2 separate regions of the Mus musculus genome follow, and region 2 is linked to region 1. A link is a loop called in an ENCODE intact Hi-C map of the cell type or tissue named here. Cell type or tissue: heart. All regions are shown on one strand. Links, peaks and the distances in the headings refer to the core of each region. The heading gives the core; the rest is flanking DNA. Region 1 overlaps Slc9a9 (solute carrier family 9 (sodium/hydrogen exchanger), member 9). Region 2 overlaps Slc9a9 (solute carrier family 9 (sodium/hydrogen exchanger), member 9).

The links. A loop is a pair of places that touch in the nucleus more often than their neighbours do. Peaks named below come from ENCODE experiments on the same cell type or tissue, not always from the same donor. Only the 100,000 strongest peaks of a DNase experiment are listed, where the experiment ranks them.
Region 2: it touches region 1 in a loop (4-fold over the local background); 2 of 42 quality-filtered maps call a loop at or near these places.

The regions. Positions count from the first base shown.
Region 1 is chr9:95,187,942-95,199,982 of GRCm38, forward strand. All of the region lies in intron 14 of Slc9a9 (solute carrier family 9 (sodium/hydrogen exchanger), member 9), which reads left to right. Among named protein-coding and RNA genes, the nearest start is that of Gm32018, 120 kb to the right of the region's middle. In heart, for the core only: no CTCF peak of the experiment used is centred there; a DNase peak (open chromatin) is centred at 6,390; H3K27ac peaks cover 1,919 bases; H3K27me3 peaks cover 2,263 bases.
Region 2 is chr9:95,067,317-95,079,357 of GRCm38, forward strand. All of the region lies in intron 12 of Slc9a9 (solute carrier family 9 (sodium/hydrogen exchanger), member 9), which reads left to right. Among named protein-coding and RNA genes, the nearest start is that of Gm32018, 240 kb to the right of the region's middle. In heart, for the core only: no CTCF peak of the experiment used is centred there; DNase peaks (open chromatin) are centred at 5,285 and 5,515; H3K27ac peaks cover 382 bases.

The DNA.
Region 1 (12,041 bases), core at 1,532-9,531:
GTAAGCTTTTTGGAGATTTCTGTAATCCCTATGGGACACACAGCGGGAAACTCTGATCCTAGAGGAGCTGGAGTGACTTCTGGAAGGCCATCCAGTTGAGTCAGTCAGTGTTAAGATTAAGATTCAGGCCAGGCAAGCTGGGGTAGTGAAGCTGGACACCAGGGAAGCAATCACACTACATGCATGGCATTTACCTGGGCCGTGCGTGGGCTCAGTGCAGTTAATGTTGGGGGCTGTTTAACCCCCACAAGCCTGGTTCTCGATCTTATCATCTCCAGGGCCGGGTTGACAGACACAAGACCGTAGTCACCAAGGTCTCCACTCAGGTCCGTGTACTTGGTTTAAAGTTCCACACAACTACTGGTTTGAAATAGTGGTTGTTTTTAAACATTTCTATTCTGCATTGATTCCCCGAAAATTAAGTAGAGAGTCCTCATTATTTCCATTTTACAGATGTGTAAACAAAGACTTGAGTAAATTCAATTGTTCTTGGCCTCGGGCCCCTTTCCAAGATTAGTCTGCAAACATCACACCAAGAGGAAGCAGGAGCAGACAGTGTTGAGCCAAGGGGGAAGCTATGTGGGTGGCATGATTTCAGAGCCCTTTGGGACTCCCCTGCTAATGATGATCCATCCCAAGTCATTGCTCTGCGGTCATGTGGCCAAACAGCATTCTCACACATCCCAGTTTATCACAGACTAATTATTTCTCTGTGGGTTGAGTTACTTATTTTACTGATGGATCCCAGGTAATGCTTTCCAGAAATATCCCAGACCTTAACTGTTCAGCCATTCTGTGCCTGATGGGCCACGGGTTATAATCTCCAAAGATGAGTCTCGCCTAGGTAACAAACTCAAGCGCCTGATCCAGACACACAGCTGCCTGAGTATCTTTGTAAGGCTGAGAGCCCGGCCAATGAACACAGAGGTATCAGTTAGCTTGGGAACTAGCCAGCTGTGGGCCATATCCAGCGACCAGAGCCAGACTGTCAACAGTCTGGAATGCTCAGAGCAGCAGAATGGACCAGAACCTATGTGCAGCCTCAGGAGATCTGTAGCTTGCCTACTCTGTGACCCAGCCAAATCATTTCCCTTTACTAAGTCCACATTTTGCTGTTTGGAAATTAGGGAAGTAGTATGAAACTTGTAAGTGAGTGTGAAGGTCAAAGAGCAGGTATAGAGTGCACAGTTCACTGCGGCCACATGGAAGGGCTTCAACTTATGTTTATTCAACTCTTTAAATATTTCCAGAGCTCTGAGCTGGGCTCTGCACCAGAGGCTGAGATACGTCTGGCATCTACAGACTAAACCAGTAACATACTCATAAATGTTTAAAAATCAGTTATCTGGAGAAAAAAAATAAAGATGACTTTATGGCATATGCCAGTTTGCATGGTATAATTACTGCCCCTGTGGTGCCATCTGTCACTGGATACAGAACTAGGAGGAGATGTCCATTACCTTACTCTGTGGATCCTACACCAGCTGACCACCGAGAACAGACAGACTCTGGTACCATGGCGGAGAACAAATCACTCAACCAGGACAGAGTGGGAAGGCCTTCCCTAAAAAGACAGAGTTCCACCAGACTTGGCAAATGTCTGGATATAAACAGAACAAGGAAGCAGCAGGTATATGGGCCATCCCAAGTCATTGCTCTGCGGTCCTGAAGGGACGGAGAATGAAAGCAAAGCTGAGAAGAACCCAGAACAGGAAGAGACAGGGCTGAGAAAAATCAGAGAGCAGAAGAACCCCCCACCCCCACCCCCGGCAGCGGTTGGCAAGTTCCAGTGCTGGATTCTGCACAGAGGACTCCATGGCACTTGTGCTATGGTTTAGATCGTCATTCTGGCTGCACTGTGGCAAATGCATACTGTACTGGCTAGTTTTGTGTCAACTTGACACAGCTGGAGTTACCACAGAGAAAGGAGCTTCAGTTGAGGAAATGCCTCCATGAGATCCAACTGTAAGGCATTTTCTCAATTAGTGACCAAGGGGGAAAGGCCCCTTGTGGGTGGGACCATCTCTGGGCTGGCAGTCTTGGTTCTATAAGAGAACAGGCTGAGCAAGCCAGGTGAGGCAAGCCAGTAAAGAACATCCCTCCATGGCCTCTGCATCAGCTCCTGCTCCCTGACCTGCTTGAGTTCCAGTCCTGACTTCCTTTGGTGATGAACAGCAGCATGGAAGTGTAAGCTGAATAAACCCTTTCCTCCCCAACTTGCTTCTTGGTCATGATGTTTGTGCAGGAATACAAACCCTGACTAAGACACATACTGATGGCTAATGCAAAGGGTAGGCAGGGATAGCAGGTCATGTGATAGACCAGGCAGAAGAGGTTGGTGACCTGGGCTGGGTTTTTATAATCAGTCGTCCCCTGAGGCTCCCAGCAACCCCCAAGGGTAATCAAATCAAGAAATCATAAATGCTCAAATCCCTTACATAACATGACACAGTATTTGCTGAGAACCTATACACATCTTTCTGAATGTTGTATTTTATTTACTTAATTTTGCAGTGCTAGGGATGGAACCTAAAGTCTTGTCCATGCCAGCATCTAACTCCTGTGTGTTGTACATCATCTCTAGAGTACTGACAAATCCCAATGCTATGGGACTACCTCGTAGACAGTTATTTCACAATGTATTCTTTTGAGAATATGACAAGGACAAACTGTATACGTGTATCATACCATATTCTTTCCAATACTTTCGGTCTATGGCTTGTTGAATCCACAGATACAGAACCCTTGGATATGCAAGATATAGTTGTATATTTGTTAAACAGGCATTCACTGACTTTGGCCAGGCACCTATCATTATGCTAGGCTCTGGTAGCTCACCAAAGAGAGCACCACCATAGCCTTCGTGAGACTCACAGGCAAGTAGAAACGTCCTCAAAGCCATAAGAATGGCTAGATCTTTGGAGCTCATGACATGACCATCACAGCACAGCACTCAATGTTTGGCAGGCACTGTTCCTTTATAAATCTTACATACTTATGGGGGTAGATGCAAGAGTTTCCCTTGCTGGAGATATTTAGTATGGATCTGATAGGACTGCAGTTTAGGTGCCTAGAGTCTGGCCAGGGTTTTAGCTGTCATCTTCAGGGTGAACCTGTCGGGGCTAGAAGGGAAGGGGATGCTGAAAAAGGAGCTTGGGCCTTCTGAGGAACTCCTAGCCTTCTGTTAATAAGGCCCAGGTTGCTTGTCAGTGGCCACACCTCAGCTCCTCTGCCTCTGTAATGATGCCTCCGTGGCGCACAACAGTCTTGGTCCAGGAAGCAGCCACAGAGGTTGGGCCACGGAAAAGCAGAAGAACGCTCTCTATGTTTGCTCAACTCGAACTTCTAAAACACATTTCTGAAGGAATCTATCTTACGATTTTGCAGACCAACCACAATAGGACTAAGGGGAGGATCACAATCCTATTAAGCTGCCAATTAGAATATCATACACACACACACACACAAAGATGTTAACCACTATTTTGTCCTATTCCGCAATAAATCTGACACATTTCTCCAACATCACAATCTAAATAAGAAGCTATAGAGAAAGACCTGTGACCATGTCTCACTGTCGGCCAGACCCTAGCCGCTCATACACTTCTTATCTTCAGCCAGTTCTTTTTTTTATGAGGTGACGGGCAGTTAGTTTTGATCGTGAGCTTTAAAGTGAAATGACCTCGGCTAGCTGCAGCTGTCATTTTTCCTCAAGAGTTTCCTTGAGACCAGTCCACACTCAAATATTCCTATTTGTGTAGATGGCCTCTTTCCAGGGATTTCTCTCCCTAGCAATGTATTTCCCCTCAGCCACCCATCATAGCACACAAAGACCCGACTGGATATGACTTTGTGTGAAAGATAAACCCCTGATTTCTTTATTTTAAGGTCAGACAGAAACAGTTCAAGCCTTCAAGTCTAGGTTTCCGGCCATTTATGAGCTGTGCAGCTCTAAGAATTACCCACTTTCTCGGGGCCTGTTTCTCAAGTGAAAATGGTTATGTCCTCACTTTCTGTGGTTGTCAAGAAAGTGGAATGAGAAAAGACATAAAGCAGTCAATACTAAGACATGAACTGCTTCCGTGAACAGAAAGAACACAGCAGCAGTCTACTAAAGTGATTGTAACTCTGGGAGAGGGGCTGGAGAGATGGGGACAACCTACCAGAACATGGGGAGATGTAGCCATAGACATGGCTAGTAGCACTTCCCCAAAAAAATCTGTTTCCAGCCCTCTCTTCCCCAGCCCATCCAAACCCCTCACTTCCATTGGCATTTTGGATTCTCAGGGAATAATGATAGAAAGGGAGGTTCTATGCCCTGCCACTCCTTGAGTAAATTAAAAGGAAGTCTGTTTCTTAGTACTAGTAATTAGTAGTAATTCTGACATCTTGTTCCCCATCAGATATCAAAATAGAAATATATTCTCCTAAGCTACGATCCACAGACGCAAGTCAGTTGGCTGTTGTGAAGTTGCGTGCAGAGTAAACAGTGGCCAGGAAGCAGTGCCAGACCACCAAAGACTGTGTGGGGCCTGGCTTGGAGAACTGGCTGTGGGAGCCTTCCTCCCAGGACTATCAGGAGGAGGGTGCACCTCTGGAACGATCTGTGGAAGTCCTCCCCCATGCTCTAGGACTTCCGTTTCAATCATTTCCTAGAAGGAAGGAGGGGTGTTAAATCAGACTTTCAAAGTGTTATTAATAGAAGGCAAATTCTTAATGTCCAGGGGAACAGTTTGGGAAGAGTCACTATTCACAGTATCTTTCTAGAGAGAAACTTCAAGGAGATCTAGCCTTATCAGCAGAGATGATAATAAGTTATCGGCTTCTTTAAAGTTAGATCTTGGGTATCGCATTAATGAGTCAAACTTGGCTGGACTTCTATCAGATCTGAGAACTTCAAACCGAGTTCCTCCCAGCCTCAGAGCCAGGATGAAGGGAAGGCTGAGAGGGGTATATATGTCCTCCTTCCTCCAGTGTCTCTCTGGAAAGCTACAGAGGTAGGGGCTCTGGCTTTTCTCTGAGTGCTATGTCAGCCTTGGGAACCGTCTGCCAGCTCCTCCAGCGTTCACCACTGCTGGAGTCTAAGGAAGGCATGTCCACACAGAGCCATCAAGCCATGCACTTCCTGGTAGCTCAGCCAGTGAATCTCCAGGAGGTGATGGCCACAGTGTGGATTTTTCCCATCTCTCTTTTCCCCAAGGCCATCTCTAGGTTAACCTTACTTAGAGAAGAGCCAGGGGAATGTCCTTTCTCTGTAGTTAAGCCTGCTATAAAGTCAAGTGGAAGGACAGACAAAGTGCTGTCTGTAGCGGGGCTTACTCACACGCCATCCCAGCTGGTGACTAAGAATTGACTAAGAAAATGACCGTTTCCCACAAAGCCCCAAGCCTTCTCTTCTCTTCCCCCACCTCATCCAGCAGAAATGTTGTCTGGAATTTTATGTCAGACAACAGCCAACGGGGCATTTGGGTTTCACTTTCTAAATAGTAACATGATCACCTGTTGAGAGTTGGAGGAAAGGGAGATGCTTACGCCATCACATCTTTAAAGGACCAAGGGTAATATCTGTGCCTCCCCGATCCTGGTCCTTTCTGGCTTTAGCAGTGGAGGAGAAAAGCTGCCAGCTCTCTAGGAAAATCTTGCAAAGTCACCTAGAGCTGAAGTGTGGGTGAAACACCTAGTTGAGCTTGGTAAAATACAGTCCAGTTCTGGGCCAACCGCTGGGACCAGGTCACTTACAAATGTCTCATTGAGGCCTAATTCTCTCCTAGTTTAAAAAAAAAAAAAACTCTCACTTTCCTGGAATGACATTTCTCACAGGCACACTTGACTCTGTCTTATCTCTGTGTGAAACCAAGAGCTGGGACCCCTCTTATCTCTTGTTACCTTGTCCCCACACTTAACCCCCAACACCTTGGACAAACATGCTCTCCAGTACTGAAAACCACCCTTTTCTCACCCCTGCTTTTGTTCAAGCCTCTGGGAAGATCTCTCCCTCAGGCAGCCTTCCTCCAAAATGCATGCCTGGAGCAGGGAGCATCTGCGCTGCTTCCCAGGGCCTTCCCGAGGCTCTTTGGTAACTCACTTCAGATATTGATTTCTGTGAGAAACTTTCCTGAACTTTCCGCTGTTGCTCCACATCCCGCCCAGAACACAGGAGATCTTCTTCCGAGATATTTGATTGTCTCATTTTCTCACCTGAACCTTCTCCACATCATCTGCCCAGGAGCCAGTGAGTTCCCTTCCCTAATTTATACAAGAGCTATTTGTAAACTAGCTGTGGCCTTGGAAGAGTGAGGATCTGCAGGACAGGAAGAAGGCTTGAGGCCATATTTGGAAGGGAAATACAAGAGGTCCAGTTGTGTCTCTGTTGGGGGGAGGGGCAGGATGTGGTGGGTGGGAAGGCTGCCAAAGAAACTATCGGTGGTATTAGAAGAGGATGTCTGCTGCTTAGCTGAGGTGGATTTGTCATGCGGGAGAGACTCTGCTGCTTGGCGAGGATACTTGAAGATGAGGAGGATTGTGCAATTTGAAAACTTCCAGTTCCAGAAACCGTGAGATTTCCGACCATTCACCTATATTGGTTCTGCCCTGCTCAGGCCCAAGTCCTTGAACAAACATGTCCTCCCTCCTGAAAGCTCCCTGGCCCTTCTCCCTGGCTGTTCCCGTCATCTGTCTCCTTCTTTTAGTTCCCCATCACTGCCCCTACTGTCTTCTCACCTGTGGTTTTACTCTCCCCACCCCCACCCGACTGACCTCCTCACTTCACTCAAGATGATGGGCTCCAAGTCCTTCCTGCCTCTCCCTTGCAGGGCTCTCCCAGATCTGTGCTTCATCCTCCTTGCCGCTTATTGACAGCAGTGCCACATGTTCACCCTCGTCCTTCCTTTGATGGCCTTCCCACTCTGTTTTCTAGCATCCTTCATCTCCTGGGCAATGCCTCATCTTACATCTTTCTACTGCTCCATTCATTCATTCATTCATTCATTCATTCATTCATTGCTCCAGCAAGCATTTCTTTCTAAATTTTATTGGAGGTTAGAGGACAGGCTTGCTGCAGTCAGCTCTCTCCTTCTACCACAAGGGTCTCAAAGATTGAGCTCGGGTCATCAGGTTGGTGGCTAACACCTTTACCTTCTGAGCCATTTCACTGGCCCTGAGAAGCATTCCTTAAGTTCCTTCTTGATGAATTCTGGCAGTATGCACCATCTTTCTGAATGAAAGATGCATGCCCCACCCACTTTTGCAAAGCCATGGTGCAATACGTCAGTCCTTAAAGCCCCACACTCCCGAATTCCTAGCTCTAACCACTGTCTTAGGGTTTTACTGCTGTGAAAAGACACCATGACCACAGTAACTCTTATAAAAGAAAACATTTCATTAGGACTGGCTTGCAGTTCAAAGTTTAGTCTATTATCATCATGGTGGAAAACATGGTGGTATGCAGACAGACATGGTGCTGAAGAAGGAGCTGAGAGTTCTACATCTAGATCCACGGATAACAGAAGGAAACTGGCAGCCACTCTGGGTGGGGCTTGAGCCTTTCCCAACCTGTGGGTTACGACCCATTCACAGGGGTCACCTAAGACCACCAGAAAGCAGATATTTGCGTTAAGATCCATAACAGTAGCAAAATTACAGTTGTAAAGTAGCAACAAAAATGATTTTATGGTTGCAGGGGGTCACCACAAAATGAGGAAGTGTTAATGAGTTGCAGCATTAGAAAAGGCTGAGAGCCACTGCTCTAAACCATGCTCCTGCCACCGGATAGCTCTGATTTCCAGACACACCACCTGGCTCCATCTACTGAACCTCTTTGTCCTGTGACTCCCACTTTTCCACTGGAAGACCAAACAGCAGACGAACCCTGCCATTTTTTAAAAGTCATTCCTGGCCTCTGGCTGATTCTCTGCATCTCCTGGTGCATTTATCCTAAACTCTGCAAGAGAAGAACAGGAGACGTTTGGCACCATTAAAGAGGGCTCCAGTTTAACCTGCAACTGATTCTCAAGAGTCATAGACTCTGTGTTATTGTACCTAACCACAGGATTCAGTCAGCAAGGTGTGTTTGAAGCTGCATCTAATGATGTGTCTGTCCTGAGATCACTTTACGGGATTAGCCAAATTTTGTGAATGACAAAATACAGAAACATAAACATAGGAGAGTCCCCCAAGGTCATACTGAAGTCAGTGGTGAAGAGGGCTAGGGAGCTTTTTTTCTTAGGCCCATTCTTAGCTACTGGACAACAGAGAGTATCCCCCATAGCAGCTATTAAATAGGATTTTGCCTATGAAGTAGGGTTTTTTTTTTAAGTTCTTATTTGGCCATATTTCAGTGCAGATCTCATATGGGCCAAGGGTCCCTCTCAAGGGAAATTAATTACTATAAGCCTTTACAAGATGAGTTGCCGTCTCCCTGTGTTTACCAAGTTCTAGTTTACGCTTTAGTGTGTGTTTCCCAAACTTGCTTCAGGAAGCATTTAAAGGACAGTGATGCTCAGGCCTGAATCAGAGTCCTTGGGGACAAAGCTCAATTGTTATTCACTTTAGATCCAGGATGCAGCCAACTTAGAGTGGTGGTCCTCAGTCTTGAGATGCTTGGAAGCCTTTAGGTGGCTGCACCTGTGAGGCATGGTCCTATCCCAAGACACTGCAATCTAACCAGCAGGGAGTGTGGCTAGGACTTGTGAATAGGCTCCCACCCAGGGAATTCGAATAAACACCTCCTTCTAGAATCACTGCCCAAAGCCTTGCAACTCAGAGTTTAGTTCTATGGATCAGGAGCCTGGAGCCAAGAGATGCATAGAACCCTAAGCCCCACAGACCTGTGGACTCAGATCTGCATTTGAACAAAATCTTCCGGTAATTTGAATGCATTGAAAGCACTTTCCAGAGGACCTATTTTTACACTGAAGAGGCTTTTAGAGGATAATCATCCTCCAATTAGACACAGGATAGGCACAAAATGAACAGAAGAATTTTAGAATGACAATAATTACAGCTAATGAATAATATACACACTGAGGAACCGTCTTGCATTATTTAATTTAATGTTCATCATGACCCTGGGTATAGGTATAAGCTCTGGGCCCATTTCATACCTAAACAAACCGAGGCTCAGACCTAGGTAAACAACAAAAAGACCACCCAGATAGTCAGGTCATCATCACCTGACTATCTTAAAGGCTCCAGGAGTCTGGATGTGGAGGGGTCACTTGCTTAGTCACTGCATCAGCCCTGCCTGTCAGACATCTGAGAGGGTTACAGTTGTGACCTCTCAATATCCAGCAGAGCAGACGTGACTAAACTAGCAAATTCTACCTTAAACTTTTGCAACATCATCCTTTCTACCCATCGCTCAGCAGAGAGGAAGTTGTGTCCCCTGGGGTTAAATTCCCACGTAAGGTCACCCAACTCCTTAAAAACTAGGGTAAGCACAGAGTGCAGGAGTCTCGCTGCTTGTAGGCAGTGGTCTGTGCCTGTCCTCCAACCGACAGAGTCTTCTCATCAGGGAACTTGTACGGAGAAGGTTCCCCACCACACCCATAAGCCTCTGAGTGGTTCTAACAGAGTTCCTTCTGAGAATGGCGAGATGCTCTGGGAGCCCAGCCTGAGAGCCAGCCCTGAGCACCCTGGCAGCAGAAAACCCCTGTCTCAGGCTTCAGCATCTCCGCAAAGAGAGGTCTCTTAAGGGGCTTAGCTTTAAACTAAGCTGAAATTTACATGCTGCTTTAATCTTCTTAGGGCCTTGTTTGCCCCTTGGGGGAAAAACCATAATGGTTTAGAATTGAAAGAATGAGTGGTGGCTAGCAGATGGAATATGAAATGCTCTTTCTGTGTTTTAACCCACTTTCCGCTGAGGCTATAAAGAGATGAACATCACCCAGAGGAAGGAAGACTGGCATTCATGAGCAGGAGCTCTGTGCTGGGCTTCAGGAGCACAGATGGGTCAGTGTGCGACTGTCATCCCATTTAACACTGTCCGAGGAAACTGAGATTAGAGACAGGACACCTTGCAGATGATCATAAAGCAGCAATGATGGCCTCAGGGTTTGTCTTATCCCCTGAGCTCCTTTGTTCTTAACCATCCAGGACCAGGGAGAGAGAGAGGCTGGACATACTCGGATGCTGCCCGGGCTCTAGGACAACAGCACTGTCTCTATCATGCAGAGGTCACCGTTGAACCTTCAGTAATGCCTACACAGTTAGCAGGACCATTACCATGTTCATAAGAATATGTTCAGAGCCGGGCGTGGTGGCCCACGCCTTTAATCCCAGCACTTGAGAGGCAGGGGGAAGGCAGATTTCTGAGTTTGAGGCCAACCTGGTCTACAGAGTGAGTTCCAGACAGCCAGGGCTACACAGAGAAACCCTGTCTCAGGAAAACAAAAACAAAACAAACAAAAAAAAGAATATACTCAGAGCACACTGTCATTTCAAAGTTCTTACCGCAATTAGTTAATCAATTTCCAGAAGTTGTTCATCTCTGCTGAGCATTATTGACTACTACAGGGCCTTAAAGTAGAACAATAGAGAGATGCTTCGTGCCAAAAGAGTAGGGCCTTTGTTCTCAAGAGGGGAGGGGCCATGGGCAGAGAGGTAGACATAGGTGGCAAGAGCATTTGCACATTTCTGCACATTTGTTCTATTTAGTTTTATGTTATCACATAATTACAGGGAGGCTGGAAATGGTCCGAAAGCACAACAGAAGACAGTACTGGAGATAGAATGGAAGAGGGGCAGGTAAAGTTAAAGGTGGAGTTCTTAGAAATGGGTTGGAAAGTTTACAACTTCATCATCAGGTATAGCATCCTCTGAGACTTGGAGGTAGGGAAAAGACTTCTTTTTAAATGAGTGACTTGGAGATATTTAATGTCTACTGAGTTTATTTAGTTTTCTCTTAACCAACCATTATCCCACATAACCAAGAGTAACCTGAGCTTCATGGGGGTTAATGGGCTAGCTCTTGGTCCTAGAATAGATTGTCATCAAACCCATCTTGGTGGGTTCTTGAAAAACAAGTGTCTCGTAGCTTTTGTACCTTCTCTGCCCTCTGTGTCTGCCCTCTGTGTCAAGAAAGCCCTCAACATGCCTAGAAGGCGTGGCAGGTAGTGCAAATGAAAGAGGCTTCCAGATCTGAAGACTGGAAGAAGCAAGACTATGGGCTCATTTGCCTTTCAGGATGGGGAGACAATAAAACGTTGTGGGGACCATCTCAGAAAGGAGAGCTGCAGACAATTCTAACTCATCAGCTGTCACCTGAATCTAATTCTGTCACACAAGTGGCTCCAATGGGTATCCATCAGTGCCTCCATTATATAGACAGAAAAAATCATGTCATAAATACCAGTCTACAATATAATATTAATCTTCCTGCAAAGGATACTTTTGACATAACAGTTGTATTATTAAATGGGCATATGTAGAAAGAATATGTATGTTGACATATTGCATTTGAATTCCAGGTCTGCTAGGTGGGAGATGTGTAACCTCTCTGAGCATATACAAAATGGGGACACTTACATGTGAGTTAGAGTTGAGATAAGATTTAAATGAGGAAATGAGTGATCAGACATTATTGTACATCAGACCTATCAGAAGGAGTTGTGAAGCCTTGGCAGTTTCTTCTCTTCCTGCTGCCCCTCAGCCATCCCTACTCTGTGAATCGCTTGGTTTCAGCATTTTGGCCACCTGTTTGGAATCCAGTGGATTTGCTCCTGGAGTCAGTGTGGAATAGAAAAGTGTGGCTTCTAATTTGACCTGCAGATCAATCTTCTACTACATTTCTTGGCCGGCTGGTTGAACACTTTCTGGGTACCTGGTCAAGCAGTGGAATCATGAAACAAGGTTGTGAGCCCCAAAACCAGTCACATGTGTCATGTGTCACCAATCCCTGGGGTCCTGGGAGGCAGAGGCAGTAAGATTAGGAGAGCAAAGTCATCCGCAGAGCTAGTGCCAGGCTAGACTGAGCTACATGAATAACTGTCTTAGAAGGAGAGAGAGTGGGTGGAGGGAAGGAAAGAGAAAGCAAGGCAGAAGAC
Region 2 (12,041 bases), core at 2,185-10,184, 120 kb before region 1:
GCAGTGCTAAGGGAGGGCTTGGTGGACCCATTGGGAAGGCTGCCACAGACTGCTCATGGTTTCTACTGTCCTCTCAGGCTGCTCTGCCTTCTGACTTTATGTCCTTATGGGCTACAGTTTATTCTGACCTAGCTATTGAAGCAATCCCACTCTTCTCTCTCTTCTTTTAATTCTCCCTCATCAGGAGCCTGCTTTTTTATACAGTCCTTTTGCCACTTTAATAGGATTCTCAGAGAGTTGAAGATTATTGCTCAGAACAGTAAACTTAATTCTATGTTTTATTAGCCAACTCCAAGCATTTGATCAAGTGTTTAAATTTTGTGCACACTAAAATAATGTTTATCGCCTAAAATTAGAAATAGAATATTATTTAAAAATAACATTTGCCTGGTTCATTTCACATGAAGGTAATTGTGGTTAAAATTTTAGTCTATTTTTCTAAAAATTAATTGCTTTAAATGCTTCTCTTAACAAGAAATTCTTTTTAACATTCACAGATTTTTTTTTATGTGTATGAGTGTGTTTGCCTATATGTATATCTGTGCATCACATGAGGACACCAGAGAGGATGCAGGGCCCCCTAGATGTGGAATCACAGATGGTTGTGAGGCAGCATGTGAGTACTGAGAGCCAAACCCAGGTCATTTCAGAAAAGAGCAAATCCTCTTGGGCATGGGGCCACCTCTCTAGAGTCCACAACCTATTTAAACTGGTCCAGGATTAGGTCATGTTCTTGAAGATGAGTAACAGTATTTTAGAGTTCCATCCTGATCCCAGAAGCTCATTTCTCAGCTGTCTGCAGGAGGAATCGGTTTTCCTCTTGCAGTAGAATATCTTGATGGGCTCTGTGCTGATCATGTTGCCTTTGTTAACACTTGAGTCTGATGAGTTCCAGACTCTTCCAGACTTGGTGTCTTCTACGGGACAGGTGCATAGATTTCGTCACCCTTCACTGAAGCTACAGCTAGCAAGTGGAACATGCTGCACTTATAACCCAGACCTGTGGCATCTTCTGTCCTTCCTGCTTCATTCCCAGGACCTGTGACTAGTCATTGCAATCCTTTCCTGGCATCTCCAGTCTAGTCCCCATCTTACTCACGGGACATTTATCTCCTAAGGGTGCAGTGTTGCATCACAAATGCCAATTCCCACCCCAGCCCTCTGCCATCTCCATTCACACTGTGGTAGTTAAGATCGACTGCCTCCTTACTGGATCTAGACTTACTTAAGAGACAAGCCATTGGGCATGTGTGATGATTTGTTTGACTAACAATGTTAACTTGACACAAACCAGAGTCATTAGGGAAGTGAGACTCTCAGCTATCATATTGGCCAATAGGCAAGCCTGTTGGGCATAATCTTAACTAATGATTGCTTTGGAGGGGGGCCAGCCCACTGTGGGTGGTGCCATGTGCTGGTGGTGGTCCTGGATTCTATCAGAAAGCAGGCCAAGCAAGCCATAAGGAGCAATCCAGTGAGCAGCACCCATCCCTGGCTTCTGCTTCAATTTCGGCTTTCTGACTTCTGCCTTGAGTCCCTACCCTGACTTCTCTCAGTGACCTGAGGGTTGTTAGATAAACTCTTTCCTCCCAAGTTGCTTTTGGTGCTTTAGTATAGCACTAGAAAAATAATTAGGATAGCATATCGGTGAGGAATTATGTAATTAGGTTAATCGAGAGGGGAAGAACTGGCCAAAGCATGGGCAGGACCATTTCATGGGCTAGAATCCTGGATGAATGGAAAGGAAGAGCCAAGTAGTAGAACTTACCTGCCCTGGCTCTGAGACTCAAGGCGCAATGGGAACATCTGCCTCACACTCCTGCCACCACCATGCCTTCCCCACCATGACGGACCTCATAGGCTAAATTAAAAGCATCCTTCCTTAAGTTTCTTGGGTTAGCTATTCTGTGACAGCAATGAAGAAAGTAACTAAAGCACTCAGTGAGCTGTACTGTGTCAGACAACATATAAAGCATAGACTCGGAGACAAAAGCCTGTGACTTTGTGGAGCTGACACCCCTACACCCCAAGCTTTTGTCTTCACTTCCTGCCCTGTGACAGCACGAGTTCTATAAACTGAGGCAGAGAGTGAGACTGTGGACAGCTTCCTAGTGTCTTCTGTTGTGAAGACAGACAAGGATATCTGTCTCTGAGATGAGATGGCCGTAGGCCCGTGGTTTCTTTTCCCAAATACTTAAGCACTGGGTGATTCAGTGGCACTGGCTTCTCGGGGTCTTGAGAAGCACTGACTCAGAAGCTCCTAGTCACCATAATAGCTGCTAATTTAATGCTATTTCAGACAGAAGTCACTTGGGGCATTTGCTAAGCACAATTTACTGCCTAGGTGTCTTAGTCAGGGTTTCTATTGCTGTGAAGAGACACCATGACCATGACCATGTTAACTCTTATAAAGGAAAACATTTAATTGGGGCTGGCTAGCACTTCAGAGATTTGATCCATTATTGTCATGACAGGGAACATGGCAGCATGGAAGTATACATGGTGCTGGAGAGAGTTCTAAATCCAGATCTGGCAGGCATCAGGAGGAGAGAGTAATGTTGGGTCTAGTTTGAGCTTCTGAAACCTCAAAGCCCAGACCCCAGTGACATACTTCCTCCAACAAGGCCATACCTCCTAGTAGTGCCACTCACTATGAGTCTGTGGGTGGGGACATTTTCATTGAACCATCACACTAAGTTTTGTTCTTCATAGTTGGTTGGTAGGTCAGGAGGGGTTTGTTGTTGTTGTTGTTTGTTTGTTTGTTTTCTTTTATAAGGTAGATTTTGAGGCAATACATTTCAGAAAGAAATTTTTGGTTGGTAACAAAATGAAAATATCCAAACAAAAACATAAGACCATGGGACTAAATGCATCTTATGAATCGATGGTACAGTTTCCACTTTTCCATTGCTTTGTTCTACTTAATTACTTAATGTTTCTGTTTTGAATCCTTGATCCAAACATATCTCAGAAATTTGTTTTTAATAGCTGACTGAGCCAAATCCTCAGAGTGTATAACCCCACCAGACACCAAGGTGAAATAAACTCTGGCTCGTGTTTACATCTCCTTATCAGTATCTCACTGGGCTGTGTGGTATGTCCTACTGCTTTCAACATATGTTATAAAAACAAAGAACGCAGGCAGGCTTCCTGCGAGTATGTCTGCAGTCCAGGCTACAGGAGACAAGGATGTAGCTTCAAGTATGTGAGGAACATCCCACGGAAATAAGAGAGCCAGATGTGCTGGTCATGGCATTCAGCAGTTGTCTTTCTGAGAATCACTTAGTTGTACAAACTCCTCTGTCAAACATGTGCCTGTGCGTGTACAAATATACATATACCCTACATTTCAGTGTATTGATATACAATACAGTATATTGATGCCTTCACCAACATGCCACATAATCCCATAGGCTTTTTCCTCTTTACCAAGACATCCAATCTTCCCACTTTCGCTACCTGGAGGGTCCCTATTTCCTCTTCATGTCCTATACTACATTAGTCATTTATTCTGAGAATCTTTCTCTCACCAGCCTTCTCTTGCTCAGCTAGAACAGATTCCTCTGGCTTGGCATTCCCACCACCATCCTCATATGTCCCTTCCTGATAGATCACAGTCCCAGAAAGTAATTCATACTCTGTTTGTGAATCTGAATGGCAGGTCTCCACTGTAGACTGTGGGACTCCTGGGGGTGAAGGTGACTCTGGATCGCTTCCTTCTGCCTCCCAGCTCCAAGCGCAGTCCCTGGCATACAGTGTAGGCGCTTGAACCCTTTGAGCATCAATCATCCTGAAGTTCCCAAGCCCGTTTTCTCTCATACCGCTTAATAATTTCTCCTTCGCTCTTCTCAAGCCCCCGTCTCCTTTTTCTCAGCTTACTCTTTAAACCGATGATCGTTCCAATTCACTGGAGCAGAAGGCATCGATAAATGATTTCACAAGTCTCCCACCAAATCTGCCTTGTTCCCTGCATCAGTGCCCTTAGATTCTGCCTTCCATCTAATTCCAGAGGGCAGAGTGGCCCTGCTGCAGAGAAGACCCATGCTTTTGTTTATGTGCTAGTCACATCCTCTCTCAACCACTGAGATTCAGTATCCCAACATCCCCCCACCCCACCCCACCCACAAACTTAGCAAAGCCAAGATAAAGAGAGGGATGCCGCAGAAAGGATCGGGAAGGGAAAAAGAAAACGCTTGTTTCCTTACACAGCCAATCTGGTGAAGGGGACTCGCTGTGCCTGGACTGAGGCTACTTCTGTGATGATGAGCAAAGAACGTTTTAAAAGAACTCTCTGTAAATAAGTAAGTCCCCATCGGAAGCAGCCCCTCACAGGTCTGCACAAGTAGGTTAGGGATTGGGAGTTTCAGGGAAAAGAAAACATGCAAAAATTGTTCTCTCTCTCTCTCCCTCTCTTTCTCTCTCTCTCTGTGTATGTGTGTGTGTGTGTGTGTGTGTGTTTGCTCGTATATGTACATATGCGTACGTTGCTGTTTTGTTTTACTTTTTGAGACTGTATCTCTCATCAGCCTGGAATTCACTGATTGGTTATACTGAGTGGCCAGCAAAACCCAAGGATCCCGCTGTCTTTGACCCCCACCTCACACGGAGGCTGAGAATACAGAAGGGTGCCACCGTCCCTGGGTCTTCCTGTTTGCAGAGCAAGCATTTTATGGACTGAGACTTTCTCTCAACCCCTCAAGTTGTTTTCCTTGGTTCCTTTGTTTCGAACGCTCCAGGCTCCAGCACTGAGCCTGGACCATCAGCTGCATCAGGCTCTTTCCCCTTTTTCTCATTGCTGCGACCCAATGCCTGGCACAGGCAAATCAAAGGGAGGAAAGATTTATTCTGTTCCTGGTTTCAGAGGATTTGTCAGTCCTTAGCTACTTGGCCTCAATGTGACTGGACAGGACACCACCCGCTGTAGTGGGAGCTTTTAGTGAAAGAACTTCTTTACCTCTGTGATGACAGGAAATGGAGAAAGAAAGCAGGGGAGGACCCTTTACAAAGGACATGCTCCCACCACACAGTCATCTGCTTCTTCCAACTCGTCCCCATCTAGAGACCAGGTTTTCAAAACATGAACCTTGGAGGGGGAGGGGGAGGAGCGGGAATGTGGGAACACTTTCATATTCAAACTATGGCGTTAGGCCATACATTTGCACCACAATTTTGTGGAAACCTGGCAACTTCACTGACCATGAGCCTTTGGCCATGAGAAAATGGGATGCAGGGACTTTAGTTTACAATTGGCTGACCCGGGCTCTTGACCTCATTTACACAGAGGAAACCTGGGCTTTTGTCCAACCCAGTACCAAAGAACTTTACTGTGAGGGTGTTGAATTTGGTTTCCGTTTTTTCATTTCTAGACACAGTTGGAGCTGATTCTAAAGTGTTTTTTAGGAAGTCGGTTAAAACAGCGAAACGCGTAGCTGCAACTCTTTTATGAAATTTCATCTTTTGTTTTGACCTCGCTTGTGCTTAGATACCGGAACTTGTGTGATGTGGCTGCGGGGTGTGGGGGTGGCTTAAGTCGTTGCAACGCCCACCACAAGTCAGGAAACTCTCGGGAGTCAAAGGTTCATTTCCTACTTTATTAAGCCAAGGACTGCCGTTGAGTGTGTGACTGGGATAATATGACTCAGGTTAGGAACTGAGCCTATGGAATGTGTTTCCTGGCCAAGAGAACTAGATTTCAATTGCCACCAGAGTTGAGTACAAAATGCTCTCTTTTGCCTTCATTGGCGCTATGACTTTTAGACTCACTGGGACGGTGAGACTGAATTTAAACATGGTAGCATGAATCCGGGTTGTGAAGAATTAAGAGAGCCTTTGGGAAGTATTACGTTGCAGTCTCAGCTCTGCGCATGCTCTGTGGCTGACCTTGGTCATCACACTTCAGCGGGTAGGCTTGGAAGAGAGACGGTTGCTGCCTCGCACCCAGTACCAAGCTTTAAAAAAGAAAGAAAACTCATTAGACAGTGGCTCACTGGATTTACTAACATGACCCCCTCGTCTGTGGATTCCTTCGTTTATCTAGGTCTTTGTGTCTTAGGGGATACCCTTTCAGAGAGGCACCTCCGAGGGCAGCACATTACAGCAGTAATTAAAACACATAAAACACAGCAAAGCAGCTCCTGAAGAAATAGCACAGATTGTGTCTTGAAATACTGCTGAGCTACGTCTTGAAATCCTACAGCTGAAAGCGTTTGGTAAAGGCACTCACCTCATCAGAGCACATGTGTACAGAGAAGAGCCCAGTAAAGGCTTTAAGGAATCATAACTAGGAAACTTGTGGTGACAGGAACTGGCTCAAATCTCCTCTTCCCAGCCTGGGCTATGCTCTAACTCACCTGTAGAACGGTTTGTTTTACAATGTGTGTTGATGTGTCTCTTTAGCCAGCCAGCATTTCAGAGGACTCAAAAGCCTCTTTCTTTCCCCGAGGCTGTAACTGGAGTTCTTCCTTGTACATTACATAGCTTAAATGGCCGTTGATCATGCTTAAGTACTGGAAACAATCAGAGGGCTACGGCCTCAGAGAACATTCTTCCAGCGGAGCAGAAAAACCCTTGTCGCGCATACCCCATTCCCACCCCTCACCCCCTGACCCCTCAGCCTGGCATGGTTTCCTTAAATGGCACTGTGTCCTCTTTTGTCCTCTCCCGTGCTCTAAGAAAGGCCTGTGATTCTTAGCCTCCTGGGTCCCACTTGTCATTCTGGTGTAAGCTGTATCTTTAAAGAGTTAGAATCTATGCGGGGAGCAAGCAGTGCAGAGAGCACCAGGGGCCTGCAGTTGTTGCATTTCCTGGCTGGGGAGAGCTTGGAGAGCTACCAGCATGGTATACTGCACTCACTCATGGAGGATGATGCTGTCTGCAATTCAGGAGCCCTGCCATAGGTAGCCCATCTTGTTTATCTAAAAGTGTCACTATTCATCCTTTCTGGCCAGAGTTCCCTCTCCCACTCCAGACAGATAGCCAACTATTCTAAGAACTCAGTATTCAAAGCTCATCGCACACCAGTGCCTCTGCATGTGCTGATCTTGCTCTTCCAACTCCCCAACTCCTCCATCACATTGAATTCATGAACTGATAACTGTTCCCTTCTCCATCTTATCCAGGTACTAAACATTGATAACGACAAGACCTATTTACTGTTCAACTCCATCTATTGCTTTTAGTCTGATGACCATTTGTTTTGGGGCTCCATACAGAAGTACCTGCCAATAACAAGCAATTAACAAGAGGGGTTAAAGAGTACCTTTCCTGCTCCCACTCCAGACCTACCACTTTCTAAGTGAGTCACCTGAATCTCATTTTTCCTCATCTGTAAAATGGGGCTAACATGAGTCACCACCTAGGCATTCACTTACAAGATCCCTCATTCAGAAATGCTGGCTTCCTGGGGGGTTTTTTGTTTGTTTGTTTTGGGTTTTTGGTTTTTGGGTTTTGGTTTTCTCTACTCCAAGAGGACATAGAACAAAGAGCCGTTTCCTAGAGATTATATTGTCCTGAGTGTGATAGACAGGAACCAATTAAGATTTGTGATTTTTAGATGATGATCTTTGCTAAGTGTTGGGATAGAGAAGGGTAAGGTGACAATGAGAACAAGAATCTATTCTTCGGAAGGACAACCTTCCTGCAAACCTTCTCCACAAGGAAGGTTCTAGCCGTCAAAGTATAGATAGCAAAAAATCTCTTCAAGGAACGATGAAAGGGTAACAGGTAATAAATGGGAGAGACATGGGATGCAGGAGAGATCAGCAGGGGCTCATTACACGGAGCTGGTCAGCCAGGGCAGGTGCTGGGATTGTCATAATGAGATGGAAGACTCGGATGGAGGGAGTGAGCTGATTCAAAACAGTAATGGGCACCTGTGTGATCGGGAAGATGGGCAAATGACCTGCTGCTTAGAGGGTATTTTAAAGACTACTCCATATATGACCAAACAGCAACTGCGGAACTGAGATGGGGAACTCAAAGGCTACAGAGAGATGGACCTAGACAGACAGAAACCACAGCCCACATGGGCCATGCACCCCTCACTTCAATATGGCTGCACTACAGACATCTGCTCTCAGATGACTCATGCCAATCACTGTCTTGAGTTATCCTCAAGAACACAGGAAATGCACACGTCTTCCTGACAAGATACCTGGGACTGAACCTCAGGTTAGTCCTCCTGGCAGAGGAGAGACTGTTGGCTACCAAGAGACAGTCAGCATGTTCAATCACAGCATACAACTTATTGGGGTTAGGGTGAGAATTGAGCGTGGTTACAGTTCCACAGATTGGCTACGAGTTTGCTCCTTTGTGGGGACCCAGAAAATGAGCCTTGGGGTAGCTGAGTGTTGGCAAGAGAAAAAGAAAATGGAGATGTGAGAAAGTCCTAAGTTATTCAGGATATGTTGCCACAGCCATGTCATGGTGAGGAATGAGTCTGCCAAACAAGAGAAGCTTCCTCGTGCCACAGAAAGGAGTCGCCCCAGGTCTTAAAGTCAAAGGAGAATAATCTAGTACAGCTCTTAAAAATCCATTCATAATTCTGCACCAAATGCTATGGAAGAGCAGCCCCCGAAGTCAGTGAGGCTCATTTCCAAGCCTCTTCTGCATGATCATATTTAAACATTCCATTTTTGCTAGTGGAAATCTTTTGGGAGCACCGTGCTCTCTCTAACCACGAAGCTGTGATCATTCTGGAATTTCTCATCAAAGTGCAGATCGCCGTGCTCAGTGAAAACTCTGTGCTGCGAGACAGAGGTCGGCTGAGGCCCTGGGCTAACCCCCCAGGTTCCCGCTGCTCTTTTCCCACACAGCTTTATATGTCTGATGAGATGCACACCCTACCCTGCCAAGAACGAACAGACGGGAAACCTCTGGCAATCCACACGGCATGAGCGGGGTGGCAACTCAAGGTTTTCTTACACTGCCTTTGAAAAACTTCCTGATTTCCTCCCGGAAACACTGAAACGGCAGTGTTTTCAGCACTTGCAAAGTCTTTAAAGGGCATCTCTGCTGCTGAAGAGAGTGGCAGGTTGAATCCGAGCACCTCTCCTGCCCCACTCCCACAAACACACACAAACGCACTTCAATGGCCCTGCAGCTACAATGTAGCTAATGTGCCTGAGGACCATGCATCTTGGACCAGCTAATTCTGCTGCTCAGAACCCCACCCCCACCCCCACCTACCCACCCACCCCCACTCCAGGAGAAAGGTAAATGAGGTAGCAAGGTAGCTAGCCTTTGTGTAAGGTGCCTTCTAAGTGAGGTCGAAGGCCCATCAGATGCCAGAGTTCCAATGAGCTCTAAGGTGAGTGGCTCCTGCTTTGTCCTCAGGACCAAACATGTCCACCACCTCCTTCCTACCCACCAAAGCCCTCAATAGATACCCCAGCCTCTCAAGTCTCTGTTTTCTGCCTCACCGCTCTGTCTCCATACAGAAACTGTTTATCTAGTGCTAGGGAAAAGTTGGGAAATGGAATGGAGGATATAGAGAACGGTGGAATTTCCTTAAAATGTTAGGCCTAAGCAGTAGGACAAGTTACACACTCTGAAACCCTCAAGACTCCCGGAACCAGGTGTGACAGCACCCTACAGGGAGTCACCTCCAGGCCTTTGTCTGCAAGGTCTCTGTGACTCAGAATGCCGCCTTATTCCAACTCCCTTATCCCACCTGCCTTGTGCTTAGATGAGATTTTCCCAGCTCCATAGAGGACTTTCCCTCGTCTCCTGTGCCCTGTCCCCCACTAGACTCTGAATGTGCTATAAGATGAGCCAGATTTAGTATAAGCTCATGGCTTAGAAGAAGGACGCCGCAAGTACCGATGCTGGCTCTTCTCCCTTCTTAGCTGCTGTGTGCCCTGAGCTGAGCTGCTTCACCTCTCGGTACCTCTGGCTGTGTCAATTTTGTAATGAGGTTGAGCGTACCTACTGAGCAGGCCTCTTTTGGAAGCCTCCCCGAGTTGGCCAGAGGGAAAGGCTGAGCCACGTCTAGCATGTGGCAATGCCTGTTTTTGTTTTGTTTTGTTTTGTTTTGTTTTGCATTCTGAAACCTGTCACCTGCACTGCGCTGTTCTTTCTCCAGGATCCAGCACAGTTCAAATATCCTTGTGTCTCAATCATCTGCAGCTGGGATAAAGCAGCCTGTGTAAACACAGGAGTCAAATGCTGAACACGTTGAAGAACTGACCAAATGATTCAATTATAAATAAATGGACCCTGGTAAGGAAACAAAATGTAGCAGGGTATGGTAGCAACAGTCCTGGGCTCTCAGACCTAAATTTAGTCCATAACATGTCCTTTCCCCATCAAGTGAGACCCAGAGTCTTCTTAAACAATGTTTAACAATGTCCTTCCTGAACTCGGTATGGGCCTAGCCCTGGATGCTGCATAGAAGGCGGAAGAGCTTCAGACCGATGTCTTGAAACTCAGGACCAGTCTCTGCTTAAGAACTATATGGCTTGATTCCGTTCTCCAGAGTGGGACTGGATCTTGATTTCCAAAAGCTTGACCAGGATGTCTCCAGACTCCCCTGTACCCTGCACACGTTTTAGAATGACTGGAGCAGGCTAAAGGTAGAGACCCCCAAACACTGTTTTTCTATACCAGCCCACACCCCATGCAAACTCATCCTATACATGCTTGTGTGCGCCTGCACACAGCCTGCGGGGTCTTCTAAATAATTCTCCACCCTCTTCTGTAAGCACAGTACCTCTGATACCTCTGACTCCCACACAGACCTTCACTCCACCAGGAAGTGAAGAGCCCAGGCCACCACCATGAGGACACTGGGCTCCTGGCCCCTGCCATCTCCCCAGCACATATGTGACAAGTACAGAATGGATCACCATCTCCCTCCCCTCGCTCAAGCCAGGCTGGTTATAAAGTGTGATGGACCTGGTTAATTGTTTTGCCTGCATAAGCACATTTTGCTTCATCCATTTGTCAAGCTGAGGGGAGGGTTGTTTTATAAAAGGAGATTTAATTAAATGTTTTGTCCCAGCCTGGCCTTTTCGCTTCCGCATCTGCATTACGCTTGTGTCATATTTTCCCCGGAGGGCAGGAAAACAATTTAGTCAAAATGAAGGATCCATTGATTTACTATTGAAAAAGGAAATGCCAAGCTAACAACTCCCCTCTATAATTTCCTAGTGACCATAAGAGAGAGCCCAGTGATTTAACTTAAAGGCTATGTGGTTCCCAGTCTACCTGGCTCTTATGTCTTCAGAGCTGTGCATGCTGCTAAGTTTACAGTCCTGCTCGATAGGAATTATTTCACCAACATCTGTTAGCGCTATTTTTCTTTCCTGAACAGAATAGATGTTTCTGGTTAGTAAAATCCTTTCATTGTTCCCACCTCCAGTTTGGTGACTGAGGTGAGGAGTCAATTCCCCCCCCCCAAGACCCCAACAGTGAGGTCACAGCCTGCTCCTGTCATCTAACCACAGCTCTCCCACAGGGTATAGAATTCAACTTGCCCTACTTTCCTGCCTGCTAAGCTGCCTCAGGCCTCAACTGTTCTTGTAGCATGTATCCGATGCTTTCTGGGTTAAACCCTCAGATCCCTAGCTGATACAATGTCCCTGGGTCTCAGAGGAAGTAGAATGTATTCATCATCTGATGGAGCTGGATACGACAGGCCCTTGCTGGTGTCCCGTGCCTCCTCCTGCCACCCTGGGTCCACTTATGGCTCTCTTGGAATCTGAGTTTGTCTAGTAAAGAATGAGGGTAGTTCTGGAACCAACTTGCCTCATTTTGAGGGAAGGGGAATTGTGAACATAAGAGGACTATAAGACTAGAATCAGGACAATGTGACTTGCTACATGAACACTTGTGACACTTCTGGGATCATTAGTGTCCCTCCCAGCCTCAACAGTATGCCATTCACTCCCACCATTTATTGAGCACTTCCTGGAAGTCATTGTGGCCAGGACATCAGGGAGGAACCTCAGAGTGCTACTGACATGGGGTTCAGGCGTGGCAGAAGCCATTGTAATTGAGTTTTTAGCCAAACAAACACAACGTGATGATAGTAAGTTTCACCA